Regions from separate parts of the Homo sapiens genome. Here all the other regions are linked to region 1. A link is a contact called in ENCODE Hi-C or POLR2A ChIA-PET data. All regions are on one chromosome and are shown on one strand. Each heading gives the region's core, a stretch centred on a gene start or an enhancer-like site at or near the end of the contact. The rest is flanking DNA. Distances are from core to core; before and after follow the strand shown.

Region 1 (3,699 bases), core at 1-2,500:
AGCGCCATCCAGTCTATCTCTCGCTCCCAGCGGGCCCAGTCCCACCACACGAAAGAGTAGCTTTGCGTGCACACATTCTGGTAATAGCGGTACCTGCGGGCAGTGTCATGAGCAGGGGCGCATCCCACCCTGGAGGGTCCACGGCCCTGGAACAAATCCCCCATCCCCCACCTAGAGGAGAGGGGAGGGGCTCCAAACTCGGCCCTTCTGCTGCACACTGGGACCCACCCCAGGTGGAGCTGAGACCAGGTACCGGGGCTGGGCTTCTGAGGCACTCGTCCCCTGCACTCTCCCAGGGCCCTCTAGCCTGGCGGGTATTTGGGTGGCATATTCCACTTTCATGCCACACTGCCAGAGCCCCTCCTCTGCACGGTGTTTTCCTGGAACGGGGAATCCCTGCCCCCACAGTCTAACAGATGGGCAGGGGAGGACAGCTGTGTGAACACATCACTCCATAGTGTGGCAGGCGCTGGAACACAGGCCTGTAGGGTGGGGGATGGAGGCGTCCTTCCTCAGTCCGCAGGTTCAAAGAGAAGGTGGGGGAGGAAGGCAAGAAAATTCACTCATCACCAATTGTGCACCACAAATTCTATGCCCATCATCGTGCAAATCCTCACAATAACACTGCACGGTAGGCGTCTTCTTTCCGTTTTTCAGGTGGGCCAGCCGAGGCTCTGAAAGGCAGAGTGGCTGGCTCAAGGCCACACAGCTGCTGGAGGCGGCGCAGCTGGGCCTTCCGGCCAGCGCTCCCCGCTCAGCCTCCCGATTTGGGTGGCAGCGGCTCCGGGAGGGGGTAAGCGCCTCGGGCGGACGCGGGGAAGCTTCGGGGCGGTACCTGTTGGGCGTGGCCTCGGTCAGCTCCCCCGGCACGGCTGGCAGTGGCCGCGGCAGGCGCAGCTGAGAGCCGGACCAGGCCACGTGGCAGCCACAGAAGTCGCGCAGGTAGCGGTGCAGCCCCGCGGCGGCCGCCACGCCCGTGGAGCCGCGCACCCGCACGCGCGCCGCGCCGCCGCCGCCCAGGCTGTAGGTGTCCAAGCCCGGCTTGGCAGCCAGAGCGCGCTCCACCGACACGGAGAAGTCGGCCGCGGGGCCTGGCCCCAGCAGCCGGGCCACGAGCGCCCGCACGGCCGCCGCCTCCCGGGCCTCGTCGCCTGCCGCGCCCCCGGCCCCGGCCAGGAGAAGGACCCCCACCGCCGCGGCCACCGCCACCGCCTCCATGGTCTCAGTCCTGCGGGTCCCGCGACGGCCAGGGGGTGGGGCGGCCCGCGTCCAATCAGCTGCCGGCCTCCGGCCACGTGGACCCGAAGGCTAAGCCCGGGCTCAGGGCCAGGAGTCGCGGCTTCCGGGTACCAGGATACTCCCTTGGGGGCGTCTCGTGACCGCACGCGGTGGGGAGCGTGTGACCCCGGCTCCAGGGCCGAAGGGGACCCGCTGGCCCTCACAGAGCGCCTTCGGGTAAAACGCGCTTTCACACGCAAATAACTTCCATCCAACCATCTAATAAATACACATTTGGAGTTTATTTTGTATCAGGCACTGCCATAGCTACTTCCCTACTGATGAACGAGAAGACGGTCCCTACCGTCCCCGTCAGGGAGGTGACCTAGAAACCAGATATTTAACGTAAGTAAGGATTTCCATCATAGTTGTGATGCTGCGAAGTAGTGCAGTAAGTAGCGAAGTAGCGAAGTAAGGTTTCCAAAGGAAGTGACTTTTAATCTGAAACTCAGGGATGAATAGGAATTGGCTAGAAGAGGGAAAGGAAGAGCCTTCCAGACAGAAGAAATGCATTTATTGAAGGCCCTGAGAAGGCAGAGAGCTTGCAGATTTGAGTAACTAACAGGCTAGGAGGTTCGAGGAGGGATGGGGCCATGTGAGCCCAGGCCGGCGGTGGAGCAGGGCTGGCGGGCACGTTAAAGGCTGTCCATTGGCGGCAGCAGCAGCAACATAACAGGAGCTGTCATTTTGTCAGAAGTTTCCAACCAGAGCGACTCCATCTTGAACAGGGGCTGGGTAAAATGAGGCAGAGACCTGCTGGGCTGAATTCCCAGGAGGTTAGGCCTTCGTCACAGGATGAGACAGGAGGTCAGCACAAGATAAAAGGTCACAAGACCCCGCTGATAAAACAGAATGCAGCAAAGAAACTGGTCAAAACCTGCCAAAACCAAGACAGGAAGGTGACCTCTGATCGTCCTCACTGCTCATTATACGCTAATTATAATGCATTAGTATGCTAAAGACACTCCTAGCAGCGCCAGGCAGTTTACAAATGCCATGGCAACGTCCAGAAGTTACCCTATATGGTCTAAACAGTGGAGGAACCTTCAGTTGGGGGGGATCCCCACCCCTTTTCTGAAAAATTCATTACTAACCCACCCCTTGTTTATCATATAATCAAGAAATAACCATAAAAATAGCCAACCTTAGGCCAGGAGCGGTGGCTTACGCCTGTAATCCCAGCACTCTGGGAGGCTGAGGCTTGCAGATCACCTCAAGTCAGGGGTTTGAGACCAGCCTGGCCAACATACAGTGAAACCCCGTCTGTACTAAAAATACAAAAGTTAGCCAGGTGCTGGGCGCGGTGGCTCACGCCTGTAATCCCAGCACTTTGGGAGGCCAAGACGGGCGGATACGAGGTCAGGAGATCAAGACCCTCCTGGCTAACACGGTGAAACTCCATCTCTACTAAAAATACAAAAAATTAGCCGGGCGTGTTGGCGAGCGCCTGTACTCCCAGCTACTCGGGAGGCTAAGGCAGGAGAATGGCGTGAACCGGAGAGGCGGAGGTTGCAGTGAGCCAAGATCACACCACTGCACTCCAGCCTGGGGGACAGAGCAAGACTCCCTCTCAAAAAAAAAAAAAAGAAAAAAAGTTAGCCAGGCTTGGTGGCACACGCCTGTAGTCCCAGCTACTTGGGAAGCTGAGGCAGGAGAATCGCTTGAACGCTGGAGGTGGAAGTTGCAGTGAGCCAAGATCGTGCCATTTGCATTCCAGCCTGGATGACAGAGCGAGACTCCATATCAAAAAAACAAACAAACAAACAAAAAAAGTTGAAAGAGGCCTGGAATCAGATATCAACTTTAGATACTAGGGAAGTATGATTTTTTTTTTTAATCTCAGCTCACGGGAACCTCAGCCACCCAGGTTCAAGCCATTCTCCTGTCTCAGTCTCCTGAGTAGCTGGGATTACAGGCACGTGCCACCAAGCCCAGTTAACCTTTGTAGGGATGGGATTTCACCATGTTGTCCAGGCTGGTCTCGAACTCTTTTTTTTTCTTAAACATTTTATTCATTTTATAGAGAGATTTCTTGTTTGCTTTTGTTCTGATCATTAGGAGAGTGGTTGAGGAGTATTGAATCCATCACTACTTTGATGACACAGGTAAGAGTCCAGATTCACATTTCCAGGTACCAGGAGTTCCCTCTAAATGCCACAATCAAGTCAGCCTTCATTTACATTTCTTTCTGCTGAACACAGCAATGCCCATTGGTATCTCTGAAGCGTAATCGCATCTTAAGTAAAGCAGCTGTTTGGAATTTAACACTCCCCTTCTTTTTTGTCTTATAAACTGAACTGCATCTACGTACTTCATTCCACATTCAATCAAAGCAAGTGCAACCAGCACAGGTGCCCTTCCCAATTCCACAACGCAATGCACTGCAACACAGCAACCTGGCTCTTCACGAAATTTGGTGTT
Region 2 (3,699 bases), core at 593-3,092, 470 kb before region 1:
CATGAACCCATGGGGCGGAGCTTGCTGTGAGCCGAGATCCTGCCACTGCACTCCAGCCTGGGTGACAGAGCGAGACTCCATCTCAAAAAAAAAAAAAAAAAAAAAAAATGAGCCAGGCGTGGTGGCATGTGTGCCTATAATCCCAGCTACTTGGGATGCTGAGGCAAGAGAATCACTTGAATCTGGAAGGCAGAGGTTGCAGTGAGCCAAGATCATGCTATTGCACTTCAGCCTGGGCAACAAGAGTGAAACTCCATCTCAAAAAAAAAAAAAAAAAAAAAAGGAAAGAAAAGTCCGGGCATGGTGGCTTACACCTGTAATCCCAGCACTTTGGGAGCTTGAGGGGGGCAGATCACGAGGTCAGAAGATCAAGACCATCCCGGCTAACACGGTGAAACTCCATTTCTACTAAAAATACAAAAAATTAGCCAGGCATGGTGGAACGTGCCTGTACTCCCAGTTACTTGGGAGGCTGAGGCAGGAGAATCGCTTGAACCCGGGAGGCAGAGGTTGCAGTGAGCCGAGATCATGCCACTGTACTCCAGCCTAGGAGACAGAGTGAGACTCCGTCTCAAAAAAAAAAAAAAAAAAGGGATTGTCCTTGGGGAACTGGGGTTCTGAAAAGGTTGGCAATAATAATATTAAGAAGAAACACATATTGAATGCTCTGTAGGTGCTAAGCAGTGGGATAAGTTTTTACCGTGTTAATCTATGGATTACCTAGTGTGATTCTTAAAGTATAATTCTTATAGTATATATATATATATATATATATATAAATTTTGTGTGTGTGTGTGTGTGAGAGACAGTCTCCCTCTGTTGCCCAGAGTGGAGCATAGTGGTACAATCTCGGCTCACTGCAACCTCTGCCTCCCAGGTTCAAGCAATTCTCCCGCCTCAGTCTCCCTAGTAGCTGGGATTACAGGTGTGTGCCACCATGCCTGGCTAATTTTTGTGTTTTTAGTAGAGATGGGGTTTTGCTATGTTGGCCAGGCTGGTCTCGAACTCCTAACCTCAAGTGATCCACACGCCTCAGCCTCCCAAAGTGCTGGCTGGGATTACAGGTGTGAGCCAACACACCCAGCCTAATTCCTTTAGTTTAATTTTTTTTTTTTTTTTTTTAGACAGAGTCTCGCTGTGTCACCCAGGCTGGAGTGCAGTGATGCAATCTCGGCTCACTGCAACCTCCGCCTCCCAGGTTCAAGTGATTCTCCTGTCTCAGCCTCCCAAGTAGCTGGGATTACAGGCGCACACCACCACACACAGCTAATTTTTTGTATTTTAGTAGAGACGGATTTTCACTGTATTGCCAAGGCCTCCCAAAGTGCTAGGATGACAGGCGTGAGACACCACGCCCGGCCTAGAACAATTGTTATTTGGGTCACAGAACCCGCTGAGTATCTGATGGAAACTACAGATTCTCTCTCCAGAGAAGTGTACACACACAGGATTTAATGAGCTCCTCCTGTCTGAGGCAATAGGTTAGGGAACCAACTCTTGCAGAGGCAACCCCAGCCCTGTGTTTCTCCCCAGCCCTTCAGCAGGTCTGAGATGGGCAGGGTGAGGCTTGGCTGCCAGGCCCTGAGATATCTGCAGGTTCCTAGCCAAGAGGATTACTCCTGTTTCCCCACTTCCCAACTCCCTCCTCCTCACTTACGGCATCCAGTGGGGCTGACATGGGTCTCGGGTCTGTTTGGCAAGAGCTGAGGCTTCAGAGCTGGGCACAGTGGCAGAATTCACAGCAACTGAACTCTTGTTTGTACCCCCCAAAGGGCTGTGGTCTCTCTCAGCCCCAGCAAGACCCGAAATACACCTCAGGAGGCTCTGCTCGCAGGCTGTTTGCTTCCACTTTCATTTCCGTGAAATCCCTGCCTTCTGGCGCTCACATGCCGCCCCCTGCCGAGGCTTCCCCACCCCTGGGAGGAGCCTTCTTGGTCAGCAAAGTCGACTTCACTCAGCCAGGCTGCCTCAAGGAAAGCCACCTCACCCCAACTGCAAACTGGCCCCCATCAACCATTCCCAGCAATCTCCGACAAGCCCATTGGTAGACCCTGCTTTGTCAATGGATTATTTCCCTAGAGCCTAGAATAATGCTGGGCACATTGAACATTGATAAAATAATTGCTGAATGAGCTGGGTGCGGCGGCTCACACCTGTAATCCCAGCATTCTGGGAGGCCCAGGCGGGCAGATCACCTGAGGTCAGGAGTTAGAGACCAGCCTGGCCAACATGGTGAAACCCCACCTTTACTAAAAAAATACAAAAATTAGCCGGGCGTGGAGGTGCATTCCTGTAATCCCAGCTACTTGGGAGGCCGAGGCAGGAGAATAGCTGGAACCCGGAGGCAGAGGTTGCATTGAGCTGAGATGGTGCCATTGCACTCCAGCCTGGGTGACAAGAGTGAAACTCCATCTCAAAAAATAAATAAAACAATAATTGCTGAATGAATGAGAAACACAGTCAGGACAGATAACGCCCATAGTTCAAGTTCACAAAACTGCCGGGTGCGGTGGCTCACACCTGTAATCCCAGCACTTTGGGAGGCCCAGGTGGGCAGATCACCTGAGATCCCAAGTTAGACACCAGCCTGGCCAACGTGGTGAAACCCCGTCTTTACTAAAAAAATACAAAAATTATCCGGGTGTGGTGGTGTATTCCTGTAATCCCAGCTACTTGGGAGGCCGAGGCAGGAGAATAGCTGGAACCTGGGAGGCAGAGGTTGCATTGAGCCAAGATCGCGCTGTTGCACTCCAGCCTGAGTGACAAGAGCGAAACTCCATCTCAAAAAATAATAATTGCTGAATGAATGAGAAACACAATCAGGACAGATAAAGTCCACAGTTCAAGTTCACAAAACTGCCAGGCGCAGTGGCTCATGCCTTGTAATCCCAGCACTTTGGGAGGTCCAGGCGGGTGGATCACGAGACCATCCTGGCCACCATGGTGAAACCCTGTCCCTACTAAAATACAAAAAATTAGCCGGGCCGGATCACACCACTGCACTCCAGCCTGGGCAACAGAGTGAGATTCTGACTAAAAAAAAAAAAAAAGTGCCAATCCCAGCAGCTGGGCCCACTGGTAACATGTGCCTATAGTTCCAGCAGGTTGAGGCAGGAGGACTGCTTGAGCCCAGGAGTTCGAGGCCAGCCTGGGCAACACAGTGAATCTTGTCTCTTAAAAAAAAAAAAAAAAAAAAAAAAAAGGCTGGGTGCAGTGGCTCACGCCTGTAATCCCAGCACTTTGGGAGGCTGAGGCGGTGAATCACTTGAGGTCAGGAGTTTGAGACCAGCCTGACCAACATGGGGAAACCCTGTCTCTACTAAAAATACAAAAATTAGCCGGGCGTGGTGGCATGCGCCTGTAGTCCCAGCTACTCGGGAGGCTGAGACGGGGGAATCGCTTGAACCCGGGAGGCGGAGCTTGCAGTGAGCCGAGATCGTGCCACTGCACTCCAGCTGGGTGACAGAGCGAGACTCTGGCTCAAAAAAAAAAAAAAGAAAAAAGTTCACAAAACTGTTAACAGTGGCCAGCAAGGAGAGCTATCGTCTGCCCAACACGCTTGTGCCTTACATGAATTAACTCTTCAAAACAATGCCATGAAGTTGGTTCTATTTTCTTCACTTTACAGATGAGAAAATTGAGGCACAGAGCATTAGAAACTTGCCCAAGGTCACAGGGCTAGGAATCAAAGCATGGATC
Region 3 (3,699 bases), core at 689-3,188, 440 kb before region 1:
TAAGGAGTTGCAGGTATGTGGAGAAGGGTGGAACAGTAAACACAGGATTGCACTGGAAACAGTTCAGACTAAAATAAACAAATCATTATCTGCTTGATAAATCTTCTTGGCTAAAACCAATGTAAGTGGGAAGAAAGCCACATGTAGATTGTAGTTTGAAGAATAAAATGGTGAAAAGGGATGGGGCATGGTGGCTCACTTCTCTAATCCCAGCACTTTGGTAGGCTGAGGAGGGCAGATCGCTTGAGCTCAGGAGTTCGAGACCAGCCTGGGCAATGTGGTGAAACCCCGCCTCAACAAAAAATAAACAAAATTAACTGGGTGTGGTGGCACACACCTGTAGTCCCAGATACTGGGGAAGCTGAGGCAGGAGGATTGCTTGAGCCCAGGAGGCAGAGGTTGCAGTAAGCAGAAATTGCGCCAATGCAGTCTGGCCTAGGTGACAGAGTGAGACTCTGTCTCAAAAAAAAAAAGTGAAAAGGCAGTGTACCTCAACACTTCCAATAAAGCCAGCACTTTGTGCACTTCCAGAGATGCAAAGCTTGTAAGGAAACGTTTACCTGGTGTCTTATACATAGTTTCACTACTTCTGGGGTAGGCACACTGAATCGATCTTGTCAGTTATCAGAGGACCTCATTCAGAATGCCTAATGATTAAGCAGGATGGAGGAAGAGTTTAAAAATTTCAACATTATAGCCTGCACGGTGGCACACGCCTGTAGTCCTGAGGCTGAGGCGGGAGGATGGCTTGAGACCAGGAGTTCGAGACCAGCCTGGGCAACATACCAAGACCCTCCCGTCTCTTAAAAAGGAAAAATTCCAACATTAGGAAATTTATCTAATCAAGAGTTGTGTTTATTTCAGTTACTAAGAGACCCTGCTGTTAATCCAAACTCCCACCCAAAGAAGTGTAAAGACTGCCTAGATTTCAGGAAAGCAGGGACAGGGAGTTAACCTAAATTTCCACGGATTCCAACTCACTTTCCTTTCCTTTGCCAATTTTCCCAATCCCCAGAGTCGGGGTCCTCTAGCAGCCAAAGTGTTCAAGACTGAGATACGTGAGGGAAAGGTGAGTGGGCGCAGCACTGCTCTTGGCTGCTCTGCTGCCCTCTCAACGACTCACTTCGCTCACCGCTCCTCTACCACTCACGTCATCACGCACCGACATCTCTCCACATCCTCCGTGCACACCGCTCACCCTCAGGTTCCCAGGCCTCTGTCCTCTTGCCCTTCAGCCGGCCCCGCACTCCAGTCCCCTGGTCTCCGACACACGTACTCACCGACCGAGTCGGGGAGGCTTCTCCCCGCATGCACCATCATCCGGGTCTGGATCGCCACCCACACGACCCCACTATTCCCATATTCCTCGCGGCCCGGCTCCAGCCACTCACCTGGTCCTCGCCCCGCAACCATGGCCGGTCCCCTGGCAGCCCATCGCCCTCATCGCTGGCGGGGTCGCCGGGCCCTTCGTAACCTAGGACGTGAGGGCAGCCGCGGAAGGCGAAGTCTTCGAGCTCCCGCAGAAGGCGCTGCTGCTCCGCCGGCGCCCCGCGCACCACCTGGCGCAGGCGGAACTGCACCTGCGCGAAGTGCGAGGACAGCGCCAGCAGCGCCGAGTCCAGCCGCCGCCGCTCTGCCCGCAGCCGCCGCAGCGTCCGGCCCGGCGAATCCGGCGGGGAGCCCGGGGCCGCGCCAGGCTCCTCGGCCGTCGCCTCTTCTAAAAACGCGGTTGCCCCAGGCCGGGCCTCCGCCACCGCCCCCACTGGGGCCCAGCGCACCGCCTCGCACGGTGGCAGCGGCTCCTCTTCCTCCTCCTCTTCGTCTTTCGCCTTTGGCCCAACAGCCGCCACCACCGTTACCGGCTCTGCAGCCGCTTCGACAGCCGCCATCTTCCCGGAAACACCACCGCACGTCAGCCGCGCCCCCCTGCTGCCATGGCAACGGCGCGGTGGCCTGGAACCCCAGGGGAGTGGTGGGCGGGGCCTGAAGTACCCAAGTCCCCGAGGGCGCGCCTTCCCCGGGAATTTAATTCAGGACAATAATGTTTTATTGAGCGCCTATTGTGAATCAGACACTGAGCAGTAAGCGTCGGAGAAACAGGTGAATGATACCGGGGAAAAGTCATTCCCTGTGTGTAGCGTCTAGGGCAGCCTTTGCCCTGGTTCCAGCAGATGGGTTGTCTCTTCATAGTCTATGCATTTCTGAAGACCCCACGGTGAAGGGCTGCAAGGATGAAGCTGTCCCAGAGTATCTCCAGAGTGCAGATCCCTTGGCTGCCAGGTCATGTTCTCTCTTCCTCTCAACTGCTCTCCCGACCATATAAGGAGAGGCAGCTGCTGGGGGCGTCCCCAGGATCTAAAGATAGCGGCCCCTGCCTGGAACTCTAAATGCCACCCTGGAGCGGGAGCCGCAATGGCACGGTGAGTGTTTCCGGCTCCGGTGCTCCCCCTGGCCCTTTTCCCTGGAGATTCCCTGCTCCAAGTCTTCTGGGCGCTCCAGGTTCTGTGAGGCCCCACGGGAGCCCCGGACCCCTGGTCTCTGTAACTGTGGGGTGAGGGAAGGTGTGACCTGAATGTTCTCCCTGACCTCCTAGTTTCCTAGTCTTGCACGTTCTATTCTTCCCAGGTTCACATTCACCACACCCACCCACTCCTGTCATTCCCTTCCCTTTCACCCCTTCTGTCTCATTTAGCTCCACTTTGAAAAAACTGTGGCATCAAAGGTCCCTGGGTAGTCCCTTCCCAAATGACCTCAGTCTTCCCTCTCCCACCCCTATGAAGCCACACCTCAACTTCTCTTCAGGCAGCACGCCCGGACCTTGTGGTACGACAGGCCCAGGTATGTGTTCATGGAGTTTTGTGTTGAGGACAGCACCGATGTCCACGTGCTTATTGAGGATCACCGCATTGTGTTCAGGTAGTGGCCCTGCCGTCCGAGGGCCTGGCTTCCCAGGAATCTACCCCTTTCCTAATGTCCCCACACGGAGTATTCCGCATCTCCTCAGCTTCATTGTCTCCTCAGCTGCAAGAATGCCGATGGAGTGGAGTTGTACAATGAGATTGAGTTCTATGCCAAAGTGAACTCCAAGGTAAGGGTGAAATGGGACAGTAAGGTTTGGATGGAAACCGGGCTGCCCAGGGAAACTGGAGATTAATTCTAAACCCCAGACCCTAAGAATGAGGCTCTCTATCTGGCAGGACTCCCAGGATAAGCGCTCTTCCCGCTCTATTACTTGTTTTGTGAGAAAATGGAAGGAAAAGGTGGCCTGGCCGCGGCTTACCAAGGAGGATATCAAGGTGGGTGTGTGGAAAGTGGCCTGCTTCTTCTCTCCATGTACCCAGGTTACAGCTGGGATTGTCCTTGCCTCCTTTCCAGCCAATATTCAATCACTCAACAAGTCCTGCCTAATCTTTTTTTTCCAACTGTATTAGTCTCTCTTTTTATTTTTATTTATTTATTTATTTTGAGACGGAGTTTCACTCTTGTTGCCCAGGCTGGAGTGCAGTGGCGTGATCTCAGCTCACCATGGCCTCCGCCTCCCGGGTTCAAGCAATTCTCCTGCCTCAGCCTCCTGGGTAGCTGGGATTACAGGCATGCACCACCACGCCCAGCTAATTTTGTATTTTTAGTAGAGATGGGGTTTCTCCTTGTTGCTCAGGCTGGTCTCGAACTCCCGACTTCAGGTGATCTGCCCGCCTC
Region 4 (3,699 bases), core at 785-3,284, 390 kb before region 1:
TCATTTGTGTGATACTTTTCTAATGACAAAAAGCAAGATAAAGAGCCAGGTATGGTGACGTGCACCTACGTAATCCTAGCTGCTCAGGAGGCTGTGGCAGGAGGATCACTCAAGCCCAGGAGTTCGAGAGCAACCTGAGCATCATAACAAGACTCTGTCTCAACAAAAAAAATTAAGTTAAAATACTCTGTCAGAGCAATAAAGACCTTAAACTTCCCAAATGTCAACTCAGTAAAACAACAACAAAGTTCCCTGAGACTCTCTCAGTTATGATTTTACTCCCGAAGCAGTCACTGTCTTGGAAGGATGACTGGCTCTCAGGAGGCTGCCTCAAACGATGCATGTGAAATTCATGTAGGCTTCCAGTGTGTGTGTATGTGTGTTTTGGGGTTGTGTTTCCTGCTGTTTATAACAGGAGGATAGTCTGGTCAACCAGAACAAGGAGACCAAGCCAACAGACATCACCATCAGCAAAGGGACGGTATAATGGCGGTTGGCAAGGCAAATGAGGGCTAGTAAAGGAAATGCAATTATAGTGAGGGTGAAGATTAAATCTCTATGCAGGAATATTGCAGATAAAATAAATGAAAACAATTATATCTTTTTTTTCTTTTATAGAGAGGGGGTTGCGGTATGTTACCCAGGCTGGTCCTGAACTCTGGGTCTCAAGCAATTCTCCCGTCTTGCCTTCTAGTGTTGGGATTGCAGGCATGAGCCACCGGGCCTGGCCTGAAAATATTTTATATTGAATAAAAAATTACAACATAGAGTTCAATTGGAAACATTATTGTGAACCCATAAGCTTTAAGAGAAATATAATTTCCTGGCTCTGACCCTAAAATACAGTTCATTAACAGCATTTCTTTTTCTTTTTCTTTTTTCTTTTTTTGAAATGGAGTCTCGCTCTGTTGCCAGGCTGGACTGTAGTGGCTCAATCTTGGCTCACTGAACCTCTGCCTCCCAGGTTCAAGTGATTCTCCTCCCTCAGCCTCCTGAGTAGCTGGGATTATAGGCATCTGCCTAATTTTTGTATTTTTAGTAGAGATGGGGTTTCACCATAATGGCCAAGCTGGTCTTGAGCTCCTGACCTCATGATCCACCTGCCTCAGCCTCCCAAAGTACTGGGATTACAGGCGTGAGCCACCATGCCCTGGCCACAGCATTTCTTTTCCTTCTTCTTTTTTTTTTTTTCCTTTTTGAGATGAAGTCTCTCTCTGTTGCCCAGGCTGGAGTGCAGTGGCATGATCTCAGCTCACTGCAACCTCCGCCTCCTGGGTTCAAGCAATTCTCCTGGCTCAGCCTCCTGAGTAGCTGGGATTACAGGCACACACCACCACGCCCAGCTAATTTTTTGTATTTTTAGTAGATATGGGGTTTCCCCATGTTGGCCAGGCTGGTCTCGAACTCCTGACCTCAGGTGATCCTCCTGCCTCAGCCTTCCAAAGTGTTGGGATTACAGGCTAGGCCACTGCACCTAGCCCATTAACAGCATTTCTTCTGCTAACCTCCCACTCTCGTGCACCCATCAAAAGGAAATGAGACTTCTTAGTGGGTGGCTGATTCTGTGTCTTGGAACAAGGAAAATTTGGAATGGGCCTAGAACACAAGGATTTTAGGCCAGCAATGGTAGAAGGATAAGGAAGCCACTGTCCAAATTGCAACAATTTGACATCAAAAAAGGAACATAGTAATTATGTTTATTTATAATTGACAATTATGATTAAAATAAGTTCAGTGTGTGAAAGACCTCAAAATAAAAAAAAGTTGATATATGATTTTCTGATATATGACATATGATTTTTCTCTGCTTTTATGATATTTGAAGCATCATAAAGGGGACGCGGAGCTGGAGTGTCACAGGGGCTGAGGCAATGTAATTGGTTAAGCCACCAGTAGGGTGTGTGATCACCAACAAAAAGAAAAAGTCCTACACTGAAAGCCCATGGGGTTGAAGCAGGATTTGGTTCACGCTAGAACTTCTGAGAGTCAGTGTGTATCTTGATAAACAGCAACAGAGCTTAGTCATGAGTTCCCTGTAACTGGCTGCTCAGAGAGTTTGCTCCCCACCTCCTGGGGAGAACTTACCTGGGAAGAGGCCAATGTTTCTATCTAAGCCTGTCCCGTCCTCTGAGTTTCCAACCTTCTAATTTCACGTTGGGAGTGCCTCCGAACATGTTTTTGCTGAGTCATTTGTGGAGCTCTAGAATTGTTGAACCTATCATTTGTTTTCCAAGTTAGGGGCAAACAGTAATATATTGCTCATTTATTATTCAACCAAGATATCTGGAGTCCTCCTCATGTGTTAGGCCAGGGCTAGGCACAGGGTTTAAGTGCAAGAGTGAGCAAAGCAGGCATGGAGCTGCACTCATGGGGCCTAGTCTAGTGGGGAAGACGGACATGATCCAAATAATCACAAAGTGACGTTTGGTAGAGAGCAAAGTAAAAGGGGTGCTTTGGCAGGCCCAGAAGAGGAACTTGATCATGACTCATGGTGGGTGGGCAGGGAGGCTTCCTTGAGAAAGTGATACCAATGTGGAGGACTGAATTATGTGAAGAGGCAGAAGAGTGTTCTAAGAAGGGGGGTGTGTAAAAGCCCAAGCTCGGAGGAGGGCTGGAGTGTGTTGCATTGGAGGAACCAAGATGACATTGGCTGTGCTTTGTGGAATGAGGTGAAGGAGACCAGGTGAGGTGCGGTAGACAAGGTCCAGCTGAGGTAAGCTTTCAGAGGCCATATAAAGATTTTTTTTTTTTTGGTAAGAGCATTATTGAGATATAATTCACACACCACAAAATTCACACATTTAAAATGCACAATTTGGTAGCCAGTTGAGGTAGCTCATGCCTGTAATCCCAGCACTTTGGGAAGCAGAGACAGGTGGATCACTTGAGGCCAGGAGTTCAAGACCAGCCTGGCCAACATACTGAAACCCCGTCTCTACTAAAAATACAATTAGTTGGGTATGGTGGCACATGCCTGTAATCCCAGCTACTTGGGAGGCTGAGGCAGGAGAATCACTTGAATCCAGGAGGTGGAGGTTGCAGTGAGCTGAGATTGCGCCACTGCACTCCAGTCTGGGGCAACAGAGAGAGACTCCATCTCAAAAAGAAAAAAAAAAGAAAAGAAAAGAAAAGAAATGCTGTGGCTGGGGTGCGGTGGCTCACACCTGTAATCCCAGCACTTTGGGAGGCCAAGGTGGGTGGATCACTTGAAGTCAGGAGTTTGAGACCAGCCTGGCCAACATTGTGAAACGCCATCTCTACTAAAAATATAAAAATTAGCCTGGTGTGGTGGTGGGTGCCTGTAATCCCAGCTACTCGGGAGGCTGAGGCAGGAGAATTGATTGAACCTGGGAGGCGGAAGTTGCAGTGACCTGAGATCACACCATTGCACTCCAGCCTGGGGGATGAGAGCAAAACTCTGTCTCAAAAAAATAAAATAAAATAAATAAATAATGTACAATTCAGCCGGGCATGGTGGCTCATGCCTATAATCCCAGCACTTTGGGAAGCCAAGGTGGGAGGATTGCTTGAGGCCAGGAGTTTGAGATCAGCCTGAGCAACACAGTGCAACTTCATCTCTATGAAAAATTAAAAAGTTACCCAGGCATTGTGGTATCTACCTGTATTCCCAACTACTCTGGAGGCTAAGTTGGGAGGATCTCTTGAGCCCAGGAGGTTGAGGCTGCAGTGAGCTATGAC
Region 5 (3,699 bases), core at 710-3,209, 290 kb after region 1:
GCCAGGATGGTCTCGATCTCCTGACCTCATGATCCGCCCGCCTTGGCCTCCTAAAGTGCTGGGATTACAGGCATGAGCCACCGCGCCCGGCCTCGTGATGATTTTCAATAAGTAAACCACTGTGGTTCACAGCCTGAGCTCCGAAGGTGGACAAAACTCCTTGAATATTTATTACTACTACTGTTATTATAATTCTATTACTACTGCTGCTAGTACTTTATTTTTCTCATTTCCCATGCTTATTCCTTTGCTATTATTTAAGGTTTGGTGATGAAGTATAGGAAGGGCTTGGAAATGAAGTCATTTATTTTGTTTCCAACACAAAACAGTTTCTAGTGTGGGTGTGTGGGTGGCTTAATTTAACATAACAAACTAATACGTTTTTCCTTGAACTCCATACTATCTTCATTTCAAACTAGGTATTCTCAGAGTGGGGTTAAAATACTCTCCATCATCAAAGCCCAGACATTTTAGAACAAGAGCTTGTCTCACAAAAAGCCTGGTGTCTCTGTTGCCACCACAACCTGAAACTAACGAGTTAGAAACCACATAGAGCCAACGACATGGGGTAGGAGCTCGTAACATTTTCTCGCAAGTTTTGTGTAGATAGTTAAGCCGGGAACCGATCTGGTTGAGAAAAATGTTTAAAATCATCATTTTCCCTTCCTTCTCCTTCACTTTTATACTCAAAAGGGTCTAATTTTGCTCCTCTGGGAAGATTGAATGCGTAGGCTTTCATGTAGTTTAACACTCTCTTAATTTAAAGAAGTCTGGGTTTGGTGCAGTGGCTCACGCCTGTCATCCCAGCACTTTGGAGGGCCGAGGTGGGTGGAGCGCTTGAGTTCAAGAGTTCGAGACCAGCCTGGGCAACATAATGAAGCCCCGTTTCTACTAAAAATACAAAAAATGAGCCAGGCATAGTGGCACACACCTGTGGTCCCAGCTACTCAGGAGACTGAGACAAGAGGATTGCTAGAGCCTGGGAGGCAGAGGTTGCAGGGAGCTGAGATCACGCCACTGCACTCCAGCATGGGTGACAGGGTGAGACCCTGTCTCAAAAAAAAAAATTATATTTTCTATCCTCTTCCCCTTTTTGTTATGTGTTTTACAGTCTTTTCTCCATGTCTAATCTAAGAAACTTATATATTCATTGTATATATATCTACTGGTTGTCAGCATTGAACCTTGCCTGTGCCCTAGCATGTTGCAGAATGACTGACTTGACTTTATTTTGAGAATAAGTTCAAAATTTATTCTTTTTTTATCAGTTGACTAGGGACCTTATCTGTTGTTGCATTTATTATCTCTAAAATACCATCTTCTTTTTCTTTTTATTTTTTTTGAGATAGAGTCTCACTCTGTTGCCCAGGCTGGAGTGCAGTGGTGCAATCTTGGCTCTCTGCTACCTCCACCTCCCAGGTTCAAGCAATTCTCCTGCCTCAGCCTCCCGAGTAGCTGGGATTACAGTCACGCGCCACCACACCCAGCTAATTTTGTATATTTTTGGTAGAGACGGGGTTTCACCATGCTAGCCAGACTGGTCTCAAACTCCTGACCTCAAGTGATCCACTGGCCTTGGCCTCCCAAAGTGCTGGGATTACAGGCCTGAGCCACCTCACCCAGCCTACCATCTTATTTTTAGATGGAGACTTCTGGACATTGGTATAAAATCTGGATGGTTCCAGTCCTGACCTTTTCTTCATGTTTAATCTCACCTTCCTAACACTTCCACCACGTTGAAAAAGCGTAGCTCCATATGATCTTACTGCCCTTCGTTCAGTCAAGCGAGACACTGACATTGTGTAGATTCTGGGTCTCACATTTGCTTTGTTTTTATCTGGAGCTTTACTGGAAACTAAATGCTATTGCGTACTAGCTGCAGAAGCAGGAGGGGAAGTTGGCAAGAATTCGCTGCTTTCTGTTTGGTCTGTCTGAGGCAGCTGACCTTTTGGAAGGAAATCGCTGCTCTTCGCTTCTTCCGGTAACAGTGCCGCCTGTGAAAGAACACATACACAGAAGGGCTCTGCCGTTATCCTGGCTGATGCCTTGCAGCATAAGCTGTTAGTTAAGAGGTGGGAGCCTTTCAGTGCATCTGTTGTGTGCTGTAGGAGCATGCACTCAAGTTCCTACACCATGCTAAGTTGTGTGTAGATCTACTATTAGAGGTATAGTGAGAGACGGTCTGTTACCAGAAAAAGTAGGTTGCTTTAGCAAAAGTAATTGCATTTTATTTACTCCCACTATGAGTGCTGTAGTAAATGTGGACAATTATTTTGTGCACAATTTTAGTTCATCTTAATGTTAAATGTCCTGGTAATTGCTTTTTATACCTGGATAACCGTTGTTGTTTTTTTTTTTTCCCCAGCAGGACAAACATTTTGATTTGCTAAGACATGAGCTCTTATTAAATGTCATTTCTTCTCAGAATTAGAATAAGATTTTTTTTTTTTTTTTTTTTTTTGGACAAGATCTTACAATGTCACCCAGGCTGGAGTGCAGCGACACAATCACGGCTCACAGCAGCCTCAAACTCCTGGGCTTAAGCAGTTCTTCTGCCTGTCTCCTGAGTAGCTAGAACTACAGGCATGCGCCACCACACTGGGCTAATTTGTAAATTTTTTGTAGAGATGGAGTCTCACTATGTCGCCTAGGCTTGTTTCAAACTCCTGGCCTAATCAGTCTTCCCATCTCGGCCTCCCAGAGTGCTGGGTTTACAGGCATGAGCCACTGTGCCTGGCCCAGAATTATCTTCTTCTTTTTCTCATACATTTTTTTTTTTTTTAGAGAATGAGTCTGGCTCTGTCATCCATCTGGCATGCAGTGGCGCAATCATAGTTCACTGCAGCTACTAACTCCTAGGCTCAAGTGATTCTCCCACCTCATCCTCCCAAGTAACTAAGACTACAGGTGTGCGCCACCACACGCTACTACTTTTTGTTTTGCTTTCTTTGTAAAGACAGAGCCTTGATATGTTGCCCAAGCTGGTCTTGAACTCCTGAGCTCAGGTGATCCTCCTGCCTCAGCCTCCCAAAGTGCTGAGATTACAGGTGTGAGCCACTACACCTGGCCAAGATTTAGCTTCTTAACAAACCTGCTACTCGTTGGATCCACTTTTTCTGCAGGACTTGTTTTACTTAAACACAGGTAGTAGGACACCCCACAACTTGGGATTATTTTTGGAAAGCTGTAGTTGGGTTTCATATCACCCAGTAAGCAAACAAGGGAACTAACCAGCTGATGAAGCGTTTCTCTCTTAAAAGAGGAGATTTCAGTTTTGTATTGTTTTAACTAAAACATATTCAGTTCAGTTTTTATTTTGTTATTTGAAATGACATATTCAAGTTATGTCTAAGTAAAAATGAAACATTTTAATTCATGGCAAATTAAGAGAACACAGCTACCTGGAAAACGGGGCAAACTGCCATATCCTTCTGTATTTAGTTTTGGTTCGGTGGATAGGTGTGCTTTTCTAAGGTATTATTGGTCTCTTCCCTAGATTTGCTGTTGATGGCAGAGATGGTTGGGTGAAGGTTTGTGTTGATGTACATAAAAGACATAGAGATTAGTACAGAGAGAAACATCTCAGGGCCCCCTTAGCAAGATTGCCCTGCAGTGCTTCTGTTCTTGGAAACTGGTCTGATCTGTTCCACTTTCCTGGGGTAATGAAGAATCCAGGGGGAATACAAACCCTGCGTTGGT

What was found. A loop is a pair of places that touch in the nucleus more often than their neighbours do. ChIA-PET counts read pairs that join two places held with the same protein, here RNA polymerase II (POLR2A). Pooled maps may share reads with other maps.
Region 2: a pooled map shows a loop between it and region 1 (4-fold over the local background). The contact joins the promoter of IFI35 here to the promoter of NAGLU in region 1. A Hi-C loop is called at or near these places in 3 of 37 single-sample maps with no recorded cell type and 5 of 50 pooled maps. POLR2A ChIA-PET finds 5 or more read pairs at or near these places in 3 of 52 experiments (Caco-2, GM12878 and HEK293T).
Region 3: a pooled map shows a loop between it and region 1 (6-fold over the local background). The contact joins the promoter of PTGES3L-AARSD1 here to the promoter of NAGLU in region 1. A Hi-C loop is called at or near these places in 3 of 37 single-sample maps with no recorded cell type and 6 of 50 pooled maps. POLR2A ChIA-PET finds 5 or more read pairs at or near these places in 5 of 52 experiments (Caco-2, GM12878, H1 and 2 more).
Region 4: a pooled map shows a loop between it and region 1 (2.9-fold over the local background). The contact joins the enhancer-like site here to the promoter of NAGLU in region 1. A Hi-C loop is called at or near these places in 14 of 37 single-sample maps with no recorded cell type and 7 of 50 pooled maps. POLR2A ChIA-PET finds 5 or more read pairs at or near these places in 1 of 52 experiments (activated CD4-positive, alpha-beta T cell).
Region 5: a loop to region 1 is called in a pooled map, with 3 times the contacts of the local background. The contact joins the enhancer-like site here to the promoter of NAGLU in region 1. A Hi-C loop is called at or near these places in 4 of 50 pooled maps. POLR2A ChIA-PET finds 5 or more read pairs at or near these places in 4 of 52 experiments (A673, HepG2, activated T-cell and 1 more).

The regions. Positions count from the first base shown.
Region 1 is chr17:42,533,792-42,537,490 of GRCh38, reverse strand. It overlaps NAGLU (N-acetyl-alpha-glucosaminidase), which reads right to left and starts at 1,250. Exons shown (of 6, transcript NM_000263.4): 1 at 836-1,250; 2 at 1-93. The coding sequence starts at 1,218. It also overlaps the pseudogene PTP4A2P1. RefSeq lists silencers at 748-817, 938-1,347 and enhancers at 207-944, 1,458-1,537.
Region 2 is chr17:43,004,927-43,008,625 of GRCh38, reverse strand. IFI35 (interferon induced protein 35) reads right to left here and starts at 1,842. Exons shown (of 7, transcript NM_001330230.2): 1 at 1,658-1,842. The coding sequence starts at 1,678. RefSeq lists an enhancer at 1,673-1,982.
Region 3 is chr17:42,978,767-42,982,465 of GRCh38, reverse strand. PTGES3L-AARSD1 (PTGES3L-AARSD1 readthrough) reads left to right here and starts at 1,938. Exons shown (of 17, transcript NM_001136042.2): 1 at 1,938-2,420; 2 at 2,803-2,916; 3 at 3,022-3,088; 4 at 3,198-3,296. The coding sequence starts at 2,284. It overlaps PTGES3L (prostaglandin E synthase 3 like), which reads left to right and starts at 2,386. Exons shown (of 7, transcript NM_001261430.2): 1 at 2,386-2,420; 2 at 2,803-2,916; 3 at 3,022-3,088; 4 at 3,198-3,296. The coding sequence starts at 2,413. It overlaps RUNDC1 (RUN domain containing 1), which reads right to left and starts at 1,901. Exons shown (of 5, transcript NM_173079.5): 1 at 1,392-1,901. The coding sequence starts at 1,889. RefSeq lists a silencer at 1,585-1,834 and an enhancer at 1,905-1,974.
Region 4 is chr17:42,927,631-42,931,329 of GRCh38, reverse strand. No RefSeq gene overlaps it. Among named protein-coding and RNA genes, the nearest start is that of G6PC1, 29 kb to the right of the region's middle. RefSeq lists enhancers at 2,266-2,415, 2,305-2,881. Within about 2 kb of position 2,034, at least 19 of the 41 ENCODE cell types and tissues checked have a DNase peak (open chromatin) inside an H3K27ac peak, as active enhancers do.
Region 5 is chr17:42,247,036-42,250,734 of GRCh38, reverse strand. The region is part of intron 1 of STAT5B (signal transducer and activator of transcription 5B); the gene reads left to right. Among named protein-coding and RNA genes, the nearest start is that of STAT5B, 28 kb to the left of the region's middle. Within about 2 kb of position 1,959, at least 31 of the 41 ENCODE cell types and tissues checked have a DNase peak (open chromatin) inside an H3K27ac peak, as active enhancers do.